Regions from separate parts of the Mus musculus genome. Here region 1 is linked to region 2. The links are chromatin loops, found by intact Hi-C in ENCODE. Cell type or tissue: heart. All regions are shown on one strand. Each heading gives the region's core, and the rest is flanking DNA. Links, peaks and the distances in the headings are about the cores only. Region 1 overlaps Sptbn1 (spectrin beta, non-erythrocytic 1). Region 2 overlaps Sptbn1 (spectrin beta, non-erythrocytic 1).

Region 1 (8,334 bases), core at 155-8,154, 50 kb before region 2:
GTTTGGGGATGAACTAGTTGGTTCTGCTACTCTCTGCTAGCAATAGAGTCACGGGTAAGGAAAGCACATGCCTTGTGAGCACACTTGAGACAACATCATGGGGTTGGTCACCTGAGAAAATTTATGTGAAACTTTTTTTTCAGTTCTTGAGACAGGGTCTCACTATGTCACCTTGGCTGATCTCGAAACTCTGTGTAGACCAGGACAGCCTCAGTCCCTCAGAAATCTACTTGCCTCTGCTTCCTTAGTGCAGTACTAAAGGTGAGCATCACACACTAGCTAATGAGAACTTACTGTAATCTACATGTATGATGGTGACTTTATGACCTTCTTAGCTACTTTTTTATTGTTATGAAGAGACACCATGACCAAGGAAACATAGAGAAGAAAGAGTGTGTTGGAGCAGACAGTTCTAGAGGGTGAATGCATAACCATCATGGGAGGGAGGGAACATGGCAGCAGGCGGGCAGGGCACTAGAACAGTAGCTGGGAGCTCACATCTGATACACAAGCACAAAGCATAGAGATAGATGTAACTAGAATGGCTTGGGTTTTGAAAGCCCACCTCCAGTGTCACACCACTTCCAACAAGTCACACCTCATAATCCTTCCCAAACAGTTCCACCAACTGGGGACCAAGCATTCAAATCTATGAGCCTATATAGAGGCTGTTCTCATTTAAACCACCACAATGACCATTCACATACAATGGTATGTGAAGACTGATAATTGAGAGTAAAGTTATAAAAAATGAAACCCCAGCTTGGGACACTCATGTCACAGATGAATACTTTTAGGATATATGGAAAATTACATGACTATAGATTCCAACCTGCTTGGTTTATGGACAAGGACTATAAGGCCCTGAGAAAGTTAGAAGCCAATACATAAAATTATGAAGTTTCTTGATGGTACTTGGATGTTAGGATGAGCCTATGCACCAAATATTCTGTTCTTCTACCATCCTCTGTTGCTTCTAATTGCTTCTGTCTACAGATCACTACAGGAACCTGGTTGTTTCTTGTATCACAGATGCAGCCTGTATGGGCTTCAGTTGTTTTGTTCCTGTAGCTTCCTTGCCAACCATGTCTGTTTGTATTTCACCTTGGAATCTGGCTGCAGTTAGAAAACAGGCACAACCGTTTATCAGTTGGCCCCCTACTTGGGTGAGCAATGGCAGTTTTTAGATGAGAAAAAAAAAACGGGGAAAATTAAAATTGCACAGTCTGTTACTACAGAAAGCTGGTTAAACACGCTGAAAACTTTCCTTTAACACTCCCATGGACATTCACATTTTCCTGCAATTGGTTAGGGTCTTGGAGATTCTAATTCTGAGGTAACTATAAATAAGACTGAGGGCAAGACTCTGGAACCTTTTGTTTTATTCAGGTACAACTAAGCTCCCTTAAATGTGGTGGTTCTTCAGAACTCCTTCATCATTACCTGACCAAGGGTGTGCCTCCTCTTGGCTAAGGCTGATGGCTCAACCTTGAGCTATTCACTCACCTTTCCCTTCCTACCTATGCCAACTTAGGACTAGCTGAAATGTGAGCACAGACATCAGGCTTGACTGGGCCCTACTCAGAATCTCTTCTCCTGGCTCCATTCACATGTCTCCATCACCCCTTTCTCTGTTCATTCCGGTAACCTGGCTTTTGCTGGTTTGGATCCATTGCTTTAATCCACCCCTGGCATACTGTCTCCCTTAAGTCCCTTTTGCAGCATTTGATGCTGTCTGTCTCTATTCCTCCTTGGGTGTCCTCCCTTCTTCATTGTATTTTCATTCCTTGGTGTTTTTCTCTTCAGTTTTGGCTGTCTTGGGGGTAAGTTCTAGTACCATTGAGCTATACCTACAGCCCTCCACTGTTTTCTTTCCTAAGGCCATATTTCCCCCAGATCCCTGCTTAGCTGCTTGCCTTATTCCCCCCTTCCTAGATGTAACTCCACTAAATCTACTCTTGCCCTTGTGCTCCAGAGTCAGTCTTCAGCTTTGACTTCTCTTCTCCATTCCTGACCACTATGGATGTATCACCTGGTGACAAAGAGTCAGACAAAGGTCAGAAGAGAATGCTCATCATTCCTTCTTTATACCCCCTAGCCAGCTCTAATGCCAGTCTTTCTTGACTGTCCTCTGATGGTCTTGTATCTGATTAGTAACCAAAGTTCTGCAGGTGAACTCTTACATCAGTCCATTCCTTTCTAATCCTATTGCCACACCCTAATGGGCCCTTTGACCTGGACAGTTGCAATGATCTCTCAGGTGACTAGCTGCCTTCAGTCTCTCCTATCTGCCAGGTTAATCACTGCTAGACTCTGTTCTCCTCTGGCTCAAAATTTTCCAAGCCCATGCTTGATTCTAGCTTGCTTTCATGCTTCTCTCCCAAAATGTCAGTTTCTTTGTGGTGCAGCTAGCCTGTCACATTGTCTGTTCTGCTCCTTTGGTGGTGACATGAAGAAGCTTCATCTTCTCTCCAACGTACTGGTTGTCTGTGTTTCCGGAACCAGTCTGGGTGTCAGCGTTTCCCTAGGGTTCTGACCCTTCTTAGCTAGGTGTGGCCTCCTTGTTCTCTGAAATCTTTGTGTTTTCTGAGTATTTGACTGTTTGTCTATAATTTGTCCCATACCCTTTGTCTAGGAACTCTCTAGTTTTCCTCAAATCCTCTAAAACAGCAGTGTGTGCAGTATAGTCCAAACTGGCTATATTCTACCTTTTCCCAGCTACTGAGTTAGGTCAGGAGGGCTTTCAGAGTTGCCTCCCATTTTTACTTGGCCCCATGCCACCAAATGGATGTTTCTGTGAGTTGCTAAACCCTTCTTCAGCCTCAATGCATTCATTGCTCTATGGTTTTTCAGTCTATGCTTTTAAGGTTTGAGTGTGGCTATACTAGTTCTCATCTTTCCATTACACTGTATAGAACCTGGCTAATTGGAAAGCTTGTTTAATATATATTCCCAATGAGAGCTGAAAAGGATGATAACTGAGTGGCGTAAAAAAATTTAAAAAAATAGTTGGATGGTAGATAACTTTGCAATCTTGTTTTCTGTGCTATAACTGGATATTCAGAGAGGGACTCACCACATCATTGGCATATTTAACAGTGAAGTAGGGTCTGTTAAAAAGATCCCCCTTTGAAATAATTACCCATGATGCTTTGTAGTCTTGTTGTGATGGGCGACAGAATGTAAGGAGAGATGAGCTTGGAACAGTATGAGCACTTTCACATCCAACTTTAGTGGTTTTGTAGAGATAGGTATTATTTCTCAGTATTAACAGCCAAGGTTGAGAGTCCAGGGTTTTTCTTAAGGCCATGGAATGAGGAAGCTTGCTTGGCTATCTCCAAAATTAGGTTTTGAGAATCCTAGACCAAGTGTGTCTTCTAAGACCTAGCATTTCATGGTCTTGCTAGCTTGGCAGACACAGGAGGGCTTTAGAATATGTTCTCCATCATGGATGTAAAAATGTCTTTTGGTTGGGCCTGACTTGGGAGCCAAAAATTGACAATGTAGACATTAGGACAGGAGCTGAGGTTCTTGAGGGATGAACGGCTAACAGTCCTTGCGTTATCTCTGGCCCTGGCCTGCCCCCACCTCCCCTTCAGTGCACACTGGAATCCTTTAGGGAGGATTTTGAATTAGAACCTTGCAGAATAGAGCTGGTGATCTGGAACTTGTTACGCACAGACCAGGTTAGCCTCACTGATTAGTCTTCCTGTCTCCACAGACCTAAGCATTACCACACTGAAATTACCTTCTGTAGTGATGGCTGCAGGGTTCCAAGCTGGAAGTGCCAAGTTTATTACAGACCTGCCAGTTGTAGTGAGGGGGAAAAGTAGGAAGAGGATAGGACCAGGGTCAATTATTCCCCACGGATATATTTTGGTCACATCATTTTCTACATAGGATTTCTTTTTGGTAGAAGGAGGTGAGAGTAGCAACTAGAGAGAACCAAAACTTGAGAGGCATCAGTAAACAAATCAAAGATAAGTTTTGAAGGTGATTGCTGTTCTTTTCCACAGGAATGTAAAGTTCTTAAGACCAGTAATCCTTCCTCCCACAATGCCTTGCACCACAGTACTCTGATAAATCTTCCTTTCATGGAGTTAACTAACGGGGTTCATCACCTCAGAAATGCAGTTATGGCAGACTGTCTGCTGAGAAGGTTCTTCAGAGGGCCTCGTTCTCATTTCTGTGGGCTGTACCCTACAGGGTGCCTAGACTGACTTTGACTTAAGGTGGCGCCGGGTTGGGCTGTGCTTGCAGTTGGCGCCCGCGCAGTGGCTGCCTGCGCCCAGGTACAAGGCGGCTTGATCAGCGGGCTCTGACCCGCCTCTGGGCCCTGCACCCCTTTTCGAGTGATAGTAATCGTAATCGGATACTTTTCTGTTAGGCGGGGCCGCCCAACTGAACATTGTAATTCCAGCAGCTTTGTGGGACCTGACCGTGCGCGGGTTAGGGTCTGCAAGGTTGGCCTGCGAACGCCCTTCCGCGTGGTTCGGCCGGCGTTTCCGTCACAATGCTGTTATGCTAATCAGGTGACATCACAGCGCAGCTCACCGCAGCTCCCGATTAAATTACAAACCGGCAAGGGGGGTGGGGGCTTGCAGGCAGTAGGTGTGCGCTGCTCTGTGAGCTGGAGCACAGCGTGCTTAGAGTTGGCCATATTTAAAATATTTTCCAATAGGATCCTGCGTCCTTCCTCCTTTTCCTCCTTCCCTCCTCCCTCCCGGGTAATTTATTTCTAGCTTCCAGGCAAGGGCCACACAAGGAAGGAAATCCACAGGGGATTAGATGCCGGGGTGGTAACTCCACCAGGCTAGGTTGGACTCTGCAGCCAACTTCCTATCAGATCACCCTGCACCTATTTCCGACCCGACCGGAATGCGACTGGCTTGAGGTCCAGCCCTTTCGCCTGGGCGGGAGCAGAGCCGCGGAAGCTGCTTGGAGTTGGATGGGGGTAGGAAGGGGCTGGAGCGGGAATCCTACGGTGCAACTGGCCTGGGCCTAAGGTTGGGCATAATGGAGTTGCAGAGGACATCCAGCATTTCAGGGCCGCTGTCGCCGGCCTACACCGGGCAGGTGCCTTACAACTACAACCAACTGGAAGGAAGATTCAAACAGCTCCAAGGTAAGTCCGCTGCCAAGGGCCAGGCCTGCTTGCGGGTGTTCCGACAGGATCCTGGAGCTTTTTGAAGCTTTATTTCTGCCATACGGTACACGACCCTAGTGAAGATAGCAGCCACACCGCCCCAGGTTGACTGTGAGCACCTAATTAAGGCATTAAAGGAGGCAGTTGCTCACACTACTCCAGGCTCTAGATTAGCCACCATTTGTAGTCTCGCCAGTACCTACCTTTTGGTTCTAGGCTCTAGTTGTCAGGTATCCTACTTTCTGTTGTATGTTGTACACACACACACACACACACACACACACACACACACACACACACACACACACACACAGAGAGAGAGAGAGAGAGAGAGAGAGAGAGAGAGAGAGAGAGAGAAACACACACACACCATTCGGGATGCTAGGAGATTAATGTTAATAGATCCATTAGTATGCTTTTATTTCAGCCCGCCTCTTTAACTCCCAGCCCCTTACCTCTGGGAGCACGTAGAGGTGTAAAATACACTGCTCCAGACCCAGTCCAATAGAACAATAGCAAAGGGGAGGAGGAAGTGGTCTTTTTCTTCCTAAGTCCTTGATAAATTAGTTTTAGTTCCTAAGCCTAATTTTAACTCTTGATGTATTGTGTTGGAGGACAGCTTTCCCATTAATTTGGTGGGCTATGTAATTTATAATAAAAGCCACTTATTGTCATTCCAGGGCTATGGGTAGGATTAGTTGGATCACTTACAGACATTTTCTAGAGTCTATGCCAGGCTCAAAGATTTAAGGTATCCAGTATTTTGCTGCACATGTTTTTCTGGAGAGCAGGTTCCTGGAACAGTTGTGTGCTGTTTCTGCTTGTATCCCTGGGCTGTTTCTGACCAGTCAGCATGCCTTGGTCAGCCACTCAGCCTATACGTGACTAAAAAATAAAGGTCTCTAGCTGAAAATAGAGCTTGCACTTAGAAGCCTGTAGAATCTGGTAATAGGTAGGAGTAGCTCTAGTACTGTAAAGAATATCCAAAGACTGTGTGTCTCTTATTTTAACTCCGTCCTAAATGAGGAGGTATGGAAGGAAACATCTTGGTCCTCGTATGTTTTCATTGGAAAGTGGTGATCTCTTTCATTCATTGATTTACTTTTCTTGTAAAGTATTTTGACAACATTGACTTGTTTTGGAAAATGAGGCAGAACAGGATGTGATTTTTAAACATTTGCTAGATGTTGCTGCATTCTTTCAGCGTCTGGCTAAGAGGTGGGTCATTAGCACTGGGAGATCAACTAAGTCTTTAGTTGCATCTCTGAGTCATTGAAAGTGGAATTTGCTTTCTTGAAAATTTAGGTGAGTGAGCTTGCAAGTAGTGAAATAGAAAACATATATTCTAGGTCTTTGAGGAGCCCTACACTTGTAGAATCAAAAGAACTCAGAATGCCCCCTTTCTCCTTGGCCTGGGCTCTCTAAGGAGAAGAAGCACTTACAGGATTCAGTCAGAAAACTGTTTCAAGCCTGTCCATGCTGTGTAGTGTCAGTAAAAACAATCAAACAGTAGAAAGTATAAAAAGAGCCTGGCAGTGATGGGACACGCCTTTAATCCCAGCCCTTGGGAAGCAGAGGCAGGCGGACTTCTGAGTTTGAGGCCAGCCTGGTCTCCAGAGTGAGTTCCAGGATAGCCAGGGCTACACAGAGAAACCCTGTGTAAGAGAAAGTATAAAGAGGATGTGTGTGGAACGCACTGTTTGACCCACCCATAACAAAAGGGTTATTCTAAAAGGTTTAAGTGTAGTTGTAAGTTGCTCACTGCTTGGGGTGGAGCTTATACACAGGAAATGTCTTAACTGTCCTCTTTGGACAAGGAAATGGTTTTTAAAAATCACACGAATGCCCTCTATTTTAGTTCATGTTCTTTTTCCTCAAGGAACTATCTTTTAAAAATGGTGGGGATTAAGTTGTGTAGTAAATATACCAAATTTTTAGAAGTAAGCTCGGTCACTTGCTCTAGCTCCAGATGACTTTTTAAATACTGTGGTTTTGAGTTGCATAAGTTTACTGTTGGTGTTTCTATAACAGAAAACCACCTGTGTTGAAGAACTGAGAAAGGGTGAATTAACTTTCAAATAGGATGGGTCACATTAGGGTCACTAACTTCCAACAGTGTCCTAGTGAGAAGAAAAACAGATTGGGGTTTAAACAGGATGAGAGTTTGGGGGTTTTGTTTGTTTGTTTGTTTGTTTTTTCGAGACAGGGTTTCCCTGGGTAGTCCTGGCTGTCCTGGAACTCACTCTGTAGACCAGGCTGGCCTTAAACTCAGAAATCCACCTGCCTCTGCCTCCCAAGTGCTGGGATTAAAAGCCTGTGCCACAACGCCCAGCTGAGAGTTTATATAAAAACCTTTCTCAGCTCCTGATCCTTGGTGTGCTGTTCTGATCCTTGTAGTTCTTGTAAATGTTATTTTTGATAACATAAATTCTATGTACTGGTATAATTTTATACATGCTCGAAGGCCTGGGGAATAATCTTTCTTAGCTCTTGTCACCTAGTGTATGGGATGTTTTGTTGATTTTTTTTTAATGCCCCCCTTATGAATTTATATACTTGGTATATATGTCTGGGAAGGGCTTTCATTTCATGGAAGTATGTTACTATATTTGTTGCTGGATGCAGTTGGTTGGAGTTTGCTTTTCTAGCAGCTGAGCAAAACCTGATATTAAGAGAAACCTGGTCTGTTTAGATAACATAGTGTGTAGAGATTTATGGGCCAGTGAGTAAGTGGCGGGGTGGGGGTGGGGGAATCTCATTGGCTTAAGGAACTGAGAGATACTGGTTTTGGTTAGCTTGTTTTAATCACTCCTAAGTTCATAATAAGAGAGGTCAGGGTCTTCAATCTCTGAACTCTGACTTTAGCCACCAGTACATAGCTTTCTTTCATTTTTCCACCTGTCAAATTAAATTATTCAGGTCAACCCCTGTCTTATAAAGTTGGATTCATTTTCTGTTGTTGCTTTTTTTACTTTAAGATAAGCGAAGAAAGTTGAAACAACTGGTTTCAGCTTCCTGCTTAGAAAACTGTGATTACAGAAGTTCACAATACCTTCCCTGTAGTTGTACATCTGCCTGCTTAGTCCTTGTGGGAGAATCCTCTGCCTTGTTAGTCTCCCACTGTGTTCTCTTATGCATGCTTATTGTATATGAAAAAGTATACGCTCTTGAGCTTGGCATTCAGGACT
Region 2 (8,334 bases), core at 86-8,085:
CATTCACCTCAACCTGCTAATACATACTTTCTCCTCTTAAATCAAGAAGCAAAGGCTGCTGGTATTATAGCTGGCGTTGTGCAGTTTCTTTTACTACATTTATTTTACTGAGTCATTGGTTGTATTCTCACCTCTTGTCCCAAATTTAGTTAAAAGGGGCAAGAACACAGACTACAGTTAGGAACATTTATCTAAAATCATATAACTGATGGTGTCTCCTAACCCCAAGAACTAACATTTTTAGTGGGCATGGTAGAACATTCCTGTAATCCTGGCATTTGGGCGATAGAGGCAGGAGGATTGGAGTTACTCATTCAAGGTAGTTTTCCAGTGCATAATTTGAAGCCAGCTTGAGATCCCATCTAAAAACAGCAGCAGCAAGGAAAGAACAGTCAACCAACTAACCACAGTAGTGCTGTGAGGTAGCCACTGTTGCCTTCCCTGAGATGGAAAAGCTGAGGTGCTCAGGTAGGAAAGAGGACCCCTTCAGGGCCCAGTGGTCCTTCCCATGTGGTGAAAGGAAGAAACTAACTTCCACATGTTGTCCTTTGACTTCTTTCATATGTGTTCTGTGATATGCACATGCTGTTATGCACAGATACACAATGGGGGGGGGGGGGGGAAGCAGAGAGAACACATTTAGTCTGACCAAAAGAAGGGAGGGAGAAAAAAAAGAAGTCATTTAGCTTAACTCTGGTACCATTAGATCAGACTTTTTGTTTAGGATTTTACTGCTATGAACAGACACCATGACCGGGGCTGCTCTTATATAAGGCCAACATTTAATTGGGGCTTGCTTACAGGTTCAAAGGTTCAGTCTGTTATCATCAAGGCAGGAACATGGCAGCATCTAAGCAGGCATGGTGCAGGAGGAGCTAAGAGTTCTACACCTTCATCTGAAGGCTGCTAGCAGAAGACTGGCTTCCAGGCAGCTAGGATGAGGGTCTTAGAGCCCACACCCACAGTGACACACCAAGCATATACAACCATCACAATGTCTAATGTTGAACTTGTGAACTTACAAAATAGAGAGCGTGGAAGCATAGCATTTAACAGGTTCTGTCTATCTTATAGGAAATGATACATACCGTGCCTTCAGCAAAATACTTTTCTGGTTTCTATGAGAAACCACCCACTAGCTTGTAGTTTCAAAGATATGGGCCCCAGGGGCCATACATGGCCTCTTCATAGGTGCTACGGAGGCACTCGTGGAACAGGTCATCCCCCTGGCTTTGTGTGTAGAATAAGAAACCTAGTTCTGGAAGGTCCGAGGTGAGCCTGACAGTTCTTACTGACATGGAGAGCAGATAACGTGCAGGGCAAGACTTCGATCTATTTCATATAAATGCAGACCTGTTTTGCAGTGGCTCTCAGGCTTATACAGCAGTTGGGTGATTGCCTAATATTTCTTCTTAAACTTTAGATCCAGGATATTAGTGTGGAGACTGAAGATAACAAAGAGAAAAAGTCTGCTAAGGATGCATTGCTGCTGTGGTGCCAGATGAAGACAGCTGGGTGAGTGTGCACTGGAAGGACACAAGGCATCTCCAGGATTAAACACAGGATTCCAGCACTAGGAATCCTCCAGGATTAAGTTCCCTGTCGCATCACTGCGAAGGTGCTGACAAGTGTCTTTTCATAGCTTCCACTGAGATGTCTTGTTACCACATAAACAGTTGGTATGTGACATTTCAGAACTGGCTGTCAGAGTGGAAAGAGGTGTGATTTATACTTGGAACAGATCTTATTTCCTTAACGGCTGCATTCTCTTTATCGGAAAGCTCCACGGACAATTAGATCTTAAATTATAAAATTCTTGAAGCATTTCTTTTTTTTTAATTTTTTAATTTTATTATTAATACCTTATAAGCCTTTTTGTTTTCTTTTTTTAAAGATTTATTTATTTATTTTATGTATGTGCATACACTGTAGCTGTACAGATGGTTGTGAGCCTTCATGTGGTATTGAATTTTTAGGACCTCTGCTCCCTCTGGTCAACCCCACTTGCTCGGTCGGCCCTGTTCACTCAGTTCCTGCTAGCTCCGGCCCAATTTATTATTATATATAAATACACTGTCGCTAACTTCAAACGCACCAGAAGAGGACATCGGATCTCATTACGGGTGGTTGTGAGCCACCATGTGGTTGCTGGGATTTGAACACAGGACCTTGGGAAGAGCAGTCAGTCCTCTTACCTGCTGAGCCATCTCGCCAGCCCTTTTAGAGCATTTCTAAGAAGCAAACCCACATATTTTTTAAATGCATTTGGGAGTTTTCTCCTTTTAATTTCTGCCATTTGGTAAACTTTACACAGCAAACTTAGAAGCAGTTATTACGTAAGCCTGTCCTGGTTTTCCTTGTATGCTTTCACTAAAACCCAATTTGGAGATACTTTTACACAACTGCAACTTATTGCTGCTTACTGACATTGTGTGAATTCAGCTATACTAAACGTGTAACATGGCTCAGTTTTCAGCTCTCACTGCTTTCCTGGAGAACCCAGGTTCTGTTGTCCAACACCCACCCCGGTGGCTCACAACTGCTGGAACTCCTGTTCCCTCAGGAGTCTGTGGGCCCCTTCATGCACATGGTGCTCATAAACTTACACAAAACACACACATACATAAATAAAATTGAATAAAATACATATTTTTAAATCCTGTAAAGTGCTGATGAAATTATTTCAGAGTCCTTGGCTCTTAATGAGAATCAGTTCCTTGTCAGGTTAATTAGTGTGTTACTCTTAAAACTACCTTACCTTGGGGCTGGTGAGATGTCACAGCAGGTTAAGGGGATTCAGTTCACATCTCATGGAATTGAATTACCAAGCACTTGTGAAGAAATACAGCTATCTATTTTATTTTTATTTCAAGCAACCTGATCTTAACGGGACACATGCTCAGACAAAATTGTCATTATTGAGACATGACCTTGAGTTTACAGTGAACATGAACACAGGCTTTTTTTCTTTTTTTTTTTTTTTTTTTTTTTTAGCATTTACCAAGGCATAAACCTTTATTTGGTAATTGTTGTTTTGCTTTTGTGGTCTGTCTTTGACAGGTACCCCAATGTCAACATTCACAATTTCACCACTAGCTGGAGGGATGGCATGGCCTTCAATGCACTGATACATAAACATCGGTAAGTCTGAAGAAATCATGGTAAAGGTAGAAAGATACAGTACCATTTTCTGTGGCAGATCTGGATTAGTTGTGGTATCTCCTGTCTGTGGGTTGGATATTGTACCATAGTGGAAATTCCTGCATTCATATTAGGGAGAATGTGTGAGTTCATTATTCAAAAACCATGTATCATTGTTTGATGATTATATAATACTGTAATTTTACTCCACTATGCTATTATTTTAACATTCTCTGGAGCAGTTATCATGCCTCATTAGACACTTGATTTGTTTCCAAGGCATAATGTTTATGTTCCACTGTCATTCTGTATAGGCCTGACCTGATAGATTTTGATAAACTGAAGAAATCTAATGCACACTACAATCTGCAGAATGCATTTAACCTGGCAGAGCAGCACCTTGGCCTCACTAAACTGTTAGACCCTGAAGGTAAGGATCCGAGATATGAAAGGTGGGACTTGGAACATCTCTAGCATGTAAAGTCTTCTTTGTGTTGTACAAAGGTGCTCTGTGTGTACAGCATGCCTTGAGAATTATCAAAAGAAAGGGTAGAAGGATCATTTAAAATTCCAGTTATGGCAACAGTTGAGGATTTATAGAATGAGTTACGTTTGGCCAGACTTTGAGGATGGGTGTGTGAGAGAGGACGCAAAGGTAAAAAGCCAGAAAAGCATTGAGGGACTCTGTGGGAGTGGTGTAAAGAATAACCCTAGGGGGAGGGTGGCCGTCCCTCTGCAGGCTGGAAGCGAACGCTTTGAGGCTGTTTAGCAGGCAGTGGGTGTCACTGAGGTTCTCAGCACCTGTGCTTACTGGGAAGCCTAGCCTAGCACCCAGTGAACGCCTGTGACTGATGTTCATGAGGGTGGGTCTGCTGAGGGTGAGTTGAGGTCAAGGGCATTCTTAGGATGCTGGAGCTTAAAGAAGAGAATGTGAATGGATGAAACAGAGGCACAGTTTTCTTATGATAGACTGTATCTCATCTATGTGGAGCTGATTGCTAGGATCTCTGGGTCTCTGCAGAAGCCAAAGCTTGTCTGCAGATGACTAAGCTGTCCTCTCTGGAACAGCCTATATATATATATATATCCTCATCTAGGTCCCGTTACAATGTGGGATTTCAGAAGAACTTTTTCTAATTTTGAGAAATATTTAAATCATAAAGGGATTATTTAGTTTATAATGCTAGAGGCTTAGAGATCCTCCCAGCTGTAAGCAAATATTAGAGATAGAAATGTATGTGTGTGAAAGTTTAAAGTTCTTATAAATCTAGAAGAGGAAGTTGATCTCCCCAAGGGCATCTTGAGGTCATGTGACTGCCAAGCTAGTTTTTGCTGTTCTCCAGTGCATATGATTACAGGAAGCCAAGATACAATTATCTTAGGCTAACCCATTAAGTGGTTTTTTGATATAAAAAAAAAGCTAAAATTCCTTGAGCTGTGATCAGTCTTCATGTTTAATTAACTCCTTCCTCACCATCAGTGGTGTTCCTTAGGTCTAGCCCTTTGCTAGACAAAAATTCTTTCTCCTTTTCCTAATACACAGACTTTTTATTAATACCATTCATTAATTTTTCTGATCTTTAGTGAGCATAAAAGGGAGACTGATATTTCTCAGATCACAAGACTGGAGCTAAAAATAGCATTTAATGTCTTGTTTCCTATGGTTTTAACCTTAATCACTAGTTGTCCAGTATTCCAAAGGATACCAGTTGAAATGTATTCATTGATTAACTTGGAAATTTTTGCCTTCTATTACTCCAGAAATATCAATATTTTGTGCTTGCTAAATTAGATGCAGCACTCTCTGTCTGTCTGTCTGTCTCTCTCTCTTCAAACCCCCTCTTGTGGACATTGATGAGGATGAGGACGGAGGACTGTGCACTAGCAAAAGCAACTGCAGTTGGACTCTTGGTCCCATTGCTACCTTGACAACAAGTGGGGCTGGGAGTATTCTATCCTGTGCCCTAGAGTTTTCATGTTTAAAATTAAAGAAACTGTTTTCCTCCACACTGTACTATTTACAGAATAGAAATAAGGTTGTGTATGAAATGTATTGAAAAACGAACCTGACAGATAGGAAACTTGTGTGTGTGTTAATTTTAATCTGTTCCTGGCTGAGTGTTTCTCTGAACATTTCCACTCCCAAGACGTGTCATTTTCATTTACTTGATTCACTGAATACACACTGTCCCTCTACCTTCAGGAATTTGGAAGGTGGAGTGGTATAGGAATCCTACAATAGAGTCTTGACCCTTTAGGATTAAGGCTTAAAAGCAAAAACATATGAGTAAATTATATCTTGCAGAAAGTAGACTATGTATCCATTTATACAGAGTCCCAAGGCAGGAAGAAGAAAGTAATTTAACTACAGGAATAAGAAGTGCATGTATTGGGGTTGTAGCTCTTGAGCTGCTCCTTTTGAGCCAGTAGTAAATGTGAGTGGGAGAAGGCCCTTTCAGGCAAAGGCTGGTTGTAAGGAATATGGAAGTATTGGACATACAGGGCATATATGAGTGAAGAAGCATATCCTCCTATGGAATTAGAAACATCTGGAATAACGCATGGCACTTAGAAAAAGCCTGATAAAAGAACTGAAGGAACTGTGCTCACGCTAAAGGGCATTTTGTGTTCATGCTTCTGAGGGCCAGCCTGGGTTGAGTGGGGCAACAGAGAATCCCATTGAGGAAGCCATTGTTTTAAGTTTGTTTATGTGAACAGGAGAGTGTGACATTAAAATCTGTCACTACCTGGATTCAGGTAAAAGGAGACAAAAGTTGTCCCAAGATGTGTGTGCCATGGGCTGAGCTGTGGTGTCTGACCACAGCCCAGTTTGGTTTTAGGGGTTGAGAATAAGGTGAGGAAACAAGCTGGCCTTCTGCAGAGGCATTTGTGGATATCCATGTGCTAAATGAATCTGGTGTGCTGTCTTCCCTGTTGGGGAATTAACTGTGTGATGGCAGAATTTTCAAACACTAAGGAGTTGCTGGATGGTTAAGGGATGCTGGATGTCGTAGCTGCTTTTGCTGCCCTGGCGGCGGCATGACGTGTAGCACTCTGACTGAACCCCTCTGGTTACAGATATCAGTGTGGACCACCCTGATGAGAAGTCTATCATCACATACGTGGTGACTTACTACCACTACTTCTCCAAGATGAAGGCCTTGGCTGTCGAAGGAAAGCGCATTGGAAAGGTGAGCTCCTTACACACATCAGAGCACACCTCCTGCACTGCTTCTGAGCCCTTGTTCTTCTATGGGCTCCACTTTGGCCAGTAGCAAGCAGTACTTAATAGTAGTAGAACCATTGTCTTCCCAAAGGTAGTGAGAAGCAGAATGATGGTGGGGATCTCTGGAAAGGAACTGAGAAGAGATCTCAGACACAAGCCTCCTGTCATCCTTCACTGGAAATCCACTGTTTAAAATCTAACTAAATTGGCTTCACCCTGGTCAGGAAATCCTACAGACCATGATTTTTAAAAGCCTTAGACTTAGGACTTCTTCATCTCATGTAGGCAGAGTTCACTGGCTTGTTTTTGCTTGTTTTGTTTTGTTCCCTGTCCCCCAATCCAGAAATCTTTTTGCTTTTGTAGCAATTACAGAAACCATCATAGTCTTATCCTGGGGGGGTTGGGTGGCTTCAGAACCAGTTCCAGTTGAGTTAGGCTGCCACTGCTCACAGGTAATAGGCCTAGATTGCATGCCTTTTTGCACTTAAGTTAAAATGCTCTGTCAAGAAACAGAACCACAGAAAAGCTGGCCATTGCTCGTGTGTGTGTGTGTGTGTGTGTGTGTGTGAGAGAGAGAGAGAGATAGAGAGAGAGAGAGAGAGAGAGAGAGAGAGAATGAATATGTTAGTAGCATGTGTTCCTTGACTGGTGACACCTGGGTATTGGTTTTCTAACCCTTCCTTTCAGGTGCTTGATAATGCTATAGAAACAGAGAAAATGATTGAGAAGTACGAGTCACTTGCTTCTGACCTTCTGGAGTGGATTGAACAAACCATCATCATCCTAAACAACCGCAAATTTGCTAATTCACTGGTTGGGGTCCAGCAGCAGCTCCAGGCATTCAACACGTACCGCACAGTGGAGAAACCACCTAAGTAAGAGGCAGCGTGTAATGTATGGTCGTTAGTATGGGAGCAGACGTGCAGCAGCCCAAAGACACCTGTTTGTAACGTTGGCGATTTCCACTGTTAACTCAGTGTCCCTCCTAGTAGCCTGTTTTCCTTCTTGCCTGATTTGTAGTTGCTGAGACTTGTTACACACCATGATTCCCCTGAGCCCTATCTAGTAGACTGGACCGTTGACATTCAGGATATGTGTGAGCCGAAGAAGAACACAGGTCCTCAGTCCCTTCTCAAAGCCCTGGCATGCAGTGCTCTGTAGATTCTAGAAAAGCAACACAGTGAAGCCAGCCAGGTGTGGTAGCACACACCTGAAATTGCAATACTTGGGGCACTTCAGGACGATCCTGAGTTCAGGATTAATTCAGACTACATTGCAGGAGCATTCCTCAAAAGAAAAATAGAAGAAAAGTTAGGGTATATATTGATACATAGTATATGTTATAAGACCCTGGACAGATCCGATAAAATATCCTGTAATCAAGCATATGCTGACATTAATACTGTGTTAGGTAAAGACAGTTAATCATTGCCTATCAGTTGAGATAGAGTTTTGCTACCTAAGAAAGGTAATTTTTTTTTCTTTTCTTCAAATGTATGTGATGTATGCACCTGTATATGTTTGGAAATGCACAACTGTGTTCAAGCTCAGAGACCAGAGAAGTGTGTCTGGTGTCCTTACTAACTTGAGACAGGCTCTCTCGACACACCTGAAAGTGCTAGCAGTCATCCTCCCACTATCACCAGCATAGTTGCGGCAGCTTTTAATGCTGGTGCTAGAGATCTATCTGTACTCCTTACACTTGTACAGCCCGGACATGTTAAACCGTCTCTCCAACCCCCTAATTTAATTTTTGAGTTTAGTATTTTAAAATAATTATTAAGTAAGAATTATGGACTTTTTTCCTTGTTTACTATACTTCCAAAGTAAGTCCTTTCATTTCTTGTGAAAATTCAGTTGTAAATTCTTTGGTGAGGGAGGTCTTTGAAACCAACTGAAAATTTAGATTAGACATTTGCTGGCTTGTTCATCCACCTTTCTGAATTAAGTCCATTGCCCAGGACAGT

What was found. Peaks named below come from ENCODE experiments on the same cell type or tissue, not always from the same donor. Only the 100,000 strongest peaks of a DNase experiment are listed, where the experiment ranks them.
Region 1: a loop joins it to region 2, with 1.8 times the contacts of the local background. A loop is called at or near these places in 7 of 42 quality-filtered maps.

Annotation. Positions count from the first base shown.
Region 1 is chr11:30,194,515-30,202,848 of GRCm38, reverse strand. All of the region lies in intron 1 of Sptbn1 (spectrin beta, non-erythrocytic 1), which reads left to right. Among named protein-coding and RNA genes, the nearest start is that of Sptbn1, 21 kb to the left of the region's middle. In heart, for the core only: a CTCF peak has its summit at 4,234; DNase peaks (open chromatin) are centred at 4,448 and 4,868; H3K4me3 peaks cover 3,069 bases; H3K27ac peaks cover 2,811 bases.
Region 2 is chr11:30,144,737-30,153,070 of GRCm38, reverse strand. It overlaps Sptbn1 (spectrin beta, non-erythrocytic 1), which reads left to right. Exons shown (of 35, transcript NM_175836.2): 4 at 1,424-1,515; 5 at 3,061-3,141; 6 at 3,456-3,571; 7 at 6,220-6,332; 8 at 7,055-7,242. Among named protein-coding and RNA genes, the nearest start is that of Sptbn1, 71 kb to the left of the region's middle. In heart, for the core only: CTCF peaks have their summits at 2,542 and 4,991; no DNase peak of the experiment used is centred there.